2 separate regions of the Homo sapiens genome follow, and region 1 is linked to region 2. A link is a loop called in an ENCODE intact Hi-C map of the cell type or tissue named here. Cell type or tissue: chondrocyte. All regions are shown on one strand. Links, peaks and the distances in the headings refer to the core of each region. The heading gives the core; the rest is flanking DNA.

Evidence for each region. Peaks named below come from ENCODE experiments on the same cell type or tissue, not always from the same donor. Only the 100,000 strongest peaks of a DNase experiment are listed, where the experiment ranks them.
Region 1: it touches region 2 in a loop (2.1-fold over the local background); 5 of 110 quality-filtered maps call a loop at or near these places.

Annotation. Positions count from the first base shown.
Region 1 is chr16:87,061,224-87,064,135 of GRCh38, forward strand. LINC02181 (long intergenic non-protein coding RNA 2181) reads left to right here. Exons shown (of 3, transcript NR_126008.1): 3 at 1,529-2,768. Among named protein-coding and RNA genes, the nearest start is that of LINC02181, 4.9 kb to the left of the region's middle. In chondrocyte, for the core only: a CTCF peak has its summit at 1,651 (motif pointing left); no DNase peak of the experiment used is centred there.
Region 2 is chr16:86,944,373-86,947,284 of GRCh38, forward strand. No RefSeq gene overlaps it. Among named protein-coding and RNA genes, the nearest start is that of LINC02181, 110 kb to the right of the region's middle. In chondrocyte, for the core only: no CTCF peak of the experiment used is centred there; DNase peaks (open chromatin) are centred at 1,299 and 2,309.

The sequences.
Region 1 (2,912 bases), core at 168-2,667, 120 kb after region 2:
TTAAGCCAAGATGCCAAATGACACAATTTTTTGGTGTTAATTCTAGTATGATCACCTCCGTGCAACTGTACAAATCTGAATGACTCTCTCACCAGAGGCACTAATTCTATTTTCTTCAGTTCATACCTATCGAATAGCTCTCTCTGTTCTGCTAAGGAAGCAAAGTAAAGTACTTGGGACATAGAAGTTCATATTTTCTCCATATCATTTTACAAAGGTTCACTGATGCAAACGTGGTTCAATAAACAATGTTTATTTTTTATGGGTTAGTATCTTGCTCAAGAAAATTAGAACTAAGTTTCAGGAAGATTTATTTACATTTTGACTATTGTTCACTGGCCACTGCCACTCAATACTTAAATGACTTTCTCCCCAAAGGGCAAAATCTTTAAAGCAGAACAGAATTTATTTAAACAGCTGGTTTTTTGCACAATCATTTTATTAATACATAGGCTCGAGTTATGAATAGTGAGTGACTTGCACAATTTTTAAATTCATACAACTATAAAACTAACATGTCATTCAATTAAATTTTTAAAGAACTGTACAAGATTAATTACTACCAGGCTCGATGAAGTCATTGTCCTAAGCTACATTTACATATTTCTAAGTCTTTAAGTAGTATTTCAAACTGGAGGCAAATGAATACTGCTTCATTTTTTTTTTCCAGAATAAAGGATAACATCATTCTTAGGAAAAGGAATAAATCTTTTTGTTGCTGTTGTTGAATGCCAGTTTGTTTACAATACTTGTCAACATGCACACTACTTCTTTTTAAATTAAAAAAAGATATCGCAAATCATTACTTAAAACATAGTAAGAAATCACGTCATCCCATGAAGAGTCTAAACATTGAAATTATTCAAAATTGTTTTAAAATTATTTTAATTTTAATATCAAATATGTTGAAGAGTGATAAGCACCATCCTTAGTTGAGATTCTCTGTAGCAAGAGATGGGGATAGAAAAATGTTTGTTTTTAAAATAAACTAGAAACTTTTCTGAGTGGGGAAGAGGAGAAGATTACCCTGGAATCACTCAAGGGAGGTGGAGGTTTAACGCGTCTAAGAAGCTGGTTTACCATTTTAGCAGGTGCTGATGTAGTGAAATACAATGTCCAGGGTGCGTATTCACGCCACCACTGCATGAAAAGGAAAACGCTTTTTGAGAAGGCGAGACTACCATTATCTATACCTGCCTGGTTTCATTTGACCATTTTTACGCACATAACATTTCATATAACATAAAATGTACGTTCTTCATGATTACTCTAGGAGAAAGGTGAGGATCTTTTATTTTTTTAAATATGGGCAACTGATAAAATATTGAAATAGCTACTACGTTATTCCATTTTTATCTCAAACATTTCCAGGAAGTATTTCTTTAAACTCTAGCTGGGCACTATCTCAGACTGTTTGAGGAGGGTGAGCTATTTGTTAATTAACATTTGGCTTAAATACTATAAATGCTCTTTGATAGATTAGCACATTTCAGGAGAGGCCTCAAAAAGTTTTTCTTCTTGGGTTTAGAGCCCGATGGATACACCCTGGGAGAGGCGACGGGGTGGCCCCTGTGACTTCGGGCTGCGACGCGGTGTCGTCCCCACCCCCACCCCCCTCACTCTAGAAGTCACAGCGCCATCTACTGGACAGCGGACAAACCTCCCCACCCAGGGACGGGCTTCTCTGTTTAAGGCCATCCAAACTAGAAAGCTTAAAAATGCGTTTAAGAGGTAGAATACCATAGTTTACGGAACAGAAGAACAAGAACAAAACTCTCTAATCAAAATCACAGGGACCTGGAAATATTGGTCTATAGCAATTTGGTTTTTGGGGGTTTTGTTGTTGTTGTTGTTGTTTCGGGGGCGGGGAGGGAGTTGGTTTTGGTTTTTTGGTTGGTTTTTGTTTTTGTTTTTGTTTTGAGACGGTCTCACTCTGTCATTCAGGCTGGAGTGCAGTAGTGCGATCTCCACTCAATGCAGTCTGGACCTTCTGGGCTCAAGCGACCCTCCTGCCTCAGCCTCCCGAGCAGCTGGGAACACAGGCGCACACCACCACGCCCGGCTAATTTTTAAATTTTTTGTAGAGACAGGGCATTGCTATGTTTCCCAGGCTGGTCTCAAACTCCTGAGCTCAAGCGATCCTCCCGCCTCGGCCTCTCAAAGTGCTGGGATTACAGGCAGGAGCCACCACGCCTGGCCTATAGCAATTTTGAAAACTGGCTCAAGCCCATTCCTCTATCCCCTGACATAACCCCCCAAAGAGAAGACTTTTTAAAAAGGTAAGAAAACTGTTTTTTTTTCATTTTTAAGAGTTTTATATTAGCTATAAATTTCTGGAGTAAAGATTTGGTTCCACCTAGTCAGCTCCCACATTTTTCTCCCCATCATCCTTGGGGCTAAGGTGTAGGAGAGCTGGGTAGAGACACACACACTCACACACACGCGCACACACACGCACACACAGACACACACGTGCGCACACACACGCACCCAGACACACGCGCGCGCACATACACGCACACACATGCACCCAGACACGCACACACGCGCACACAGACACGCACACGCATGCACACACACAAAAACACTCCTTGTGATGGAGCTCTTTAATCCTCCTGGACCCTGAACGCTTTGGTGAACACAAGCGTACAAAACTAGGATAACCCAAATATTATTCTGAATTCTTTTTTTCAGTCGTTTAAGCAAAACAACTTTCATTTTTAAAGTTTATGTGATTTTTCCTTATAAATATCATCACATTCCACGATACATCTGTCCGATGTCGATTTCTGGACTTTCTTACGCAAATAACCATCCTGCCTTCCTCCTCCTTTTCCCTCCTAACTGATCATTAGATTTGCCTTGAAATTCCAGTATTAATTGCTTTATCTTGGAAATGAAAGGCAGGGTAT
Region 2 (2,912 bases), core at 162-2,661:
TCTAGATATGACCTCTCACCTGCCCATAAAATGAAATGAAATCCATAGGACAAAATTTGACCATGAATTTATTCTCATTCTGCATCCAGCCTTTTGAGTGATAATAATAATAATAGCCCATATTTACCGACTCTTGTTTTGGCTGGGTGTCCCCCAAAGCAAACCTACAGACAAGGGATTTAGGGACCTGGGCCCAAGTGAATTACTTTGGAGGTAAATTTAGAAAGTACCAGGAGGGGAATGGGGAAATGAGGCCCAGAGGTGAGAAAGCCAACCATGAATGGGTGGTAGCAGGGTGACTGGACTCTGGTCTGTTGGGACCCTTTATAGAGGCCTGTGGAAGATGCCTCAGAATTATCTTCCCAAGAAACACACGCAGGGGTGTTTCCCATCTACTCCATCCCTCCTCGGGGGGCTGCTCTGAGGACATTGATTCCCTGCACAGCCCAAGGATGCTCTTTCAGCCTAGAAAGTTCTCTGGTGGAGGGAGGCAAGTGCTGAAAGAAGGAAGCTATGAGTGGGCTCAGGAATGATCCACCAAAGTTTCTGGCCTCTGGGGAGGCTGAGGGGGAATCTGGCCACTCCAGGTTTGCCACAAATGTTTTTGTCTGTGCCAGGAACACTGCCAGGGACTTTGCAGTCATCTCCTGTTCTGATTTTACCTTAACCCTCCCAAGAGGCAGTATCTATTGCCCACCAGTCTTATCACCATTTTAAATAGGAGAAACTGAGATTCAGGGAAGTGAAGGAGTTTGCCGGTGGTCATTCTGAGCAGCTGGAAAGAGAGACCTTGAAACCCATTTATCTGTCTGATTCCAAATCCCAGACCCTAACCGCGGTGTGGGGGCTTCCAGAAAAGCAAGCCCGAGGAAAGGGTCTGGATGCCACCCCATGGGGGCCATGTCGGGTAGGTGGTAGCCGCAGAGGAAAAGCTGAGTCACTGCACCTGAAATTCTGCTGATCGGACCCATCCGCACACTTTTAGGAAAAACAAGCCACTCTCTTTGATCAATGTCCAGGGCCATGATGGGCTCAGGTTCAAAAACAACACATCCCTAAAGTGTGGAAGCCCTTTGGGTTCTGGGAAAGTGGGAGAATGGATTTGCTCTTCCTGAAGTTTATTCAAGGTTTCCTCCTCACTGGGTTGCCCAAGCCTCCTTGGGAGAGGCAGCGTGGCAGCAGACCCCTCAACCACGCCAACACGGCAGGGCTCAGGGCAAGGACGGACGGCGCCAGCCCCGTCAGCACATGGCAGGATGCAGACCTTTCAGGAGAGACCTTGAGGAAGCACGGAGTCCAGAGGAAGGCCTCAGTTTCCCTGCAGGTGCACCCTTTGGGTGGCCACGGGCCGAGAGCTGTTCTAACCATGCGTGTGTGTTCCGCAGCTTCCAGCAGCACCAGCACTGTGAAATACCCAATCAAACAAGTCCAGCCGAGTTTAGGGCATACCCTCATTATCACAGTAAACGTCAGCATTGTATTCAGCCAAGAAAAGAACGACCTATGGGATTCTTTCTTTCCATAGTCACTTAAACTCTTCCAAATTTTTAAATACTTTCTGAAATTTTTCCTAGATCTTTTTATCACATACCTGTGCAACCAAAGTTTCACATCGATAGTGACTTCAAGATTTTGAAGAGGGACGTTCACATGTCAGCCAAGAATTGCACATAGCTATTTCCAGCATAAAACCTGACTTCCTTTAAGAAAGCTATGTTTGGGGAGGTGGTGGGTAAAAGGAGTGACTTCTAACAAGCATGGTTTTTCGGGGGCGATGATGAAAATGTTCTAAAATTGATTATTGTGATAGTTGCATAAATCTGTGAGGACACTAAAATCACTGAACTGGAAACTTTCCATGGCTGAATTCTACGGTAGATTAATTACACCTCAATAAGACTGTTATGAAAAAGAAAGTTACATTCACAGAAGTACGCTAAAGCTTCTCATTAACATTTTTGAAATGATTCATTTGGGCACTGCCTATTCAAATATAAAGTCATTTATTATTTATTTCATGTAAATGAAAATAGAATTAGCATCCTATTTTCCTGTAATTATTTTACAGAAAGGAAACAGGGACGCCCCCAAATCCTCTGCTTACCCCACCACCGTGCATACAGATATGGTTATCGTGTATGTGTCACCCTGCAGGAATGATGGGAATGTCCTGAAATAAAGTCCTTTGGTCCTCTATACAGGACAGCCAAGGAGATGGAAAGATCAGATGACACTGAAAATATTCACGGCCAGCCTGGCTGGGGCCTGGGCAGTCAGAACAAACACCCCTGGAGGCATTGGGCCCCAGCAGGTACCCTCGGGTGAGTAAGGGCTGCAGGTTAAACTGCTCAGGTTGGGGAAGCAAACTCCTCCCTCGCCTGACCCCCACCTCCCCAGACAGGCTGCTGCCTTCAGCCGCTTCCCTGTCTCTCTCCCTTTTCTGCTCCAAGGGGGGATTTTTTTTTAGCTTTTATTTTAGGCTCAGGGGTACACGAGCAGGTTTGTTATACAGGTAAATTGCCTGTCGCAGGGGTTTGGTGTGCAGACTGTTTCCCCACCCAGGTGATAAACATAGCATCCAGTAGTTTTTGGAATCTCACCCCCTCTCCCCCACACCATCAGGTGGGGGTCTGCAGCCCAGCTCAACTGCCGTGCCTGGGAAAGCTCTGCAGACCCCCTCCAGGCCTCATCATCTCCATCCTGCTGTGAGCAGCTAGGCTCCTGGCTTCTCCTGCCGCGTCCCCCAACATGCTGATGCTGCTGACGGTGTGTGCACCCTCCCGCTCCACCTGTTGGTCCAAACCAGCCCCATGTTCCCTCCTCCTGGTGTCCTTGGCCACCTCAGGATGAGGGAAGGGGCCAGGGGATTCTCTGCGTGGTCACTCGGTCACTCCGCAGACCTCGCCATCCAA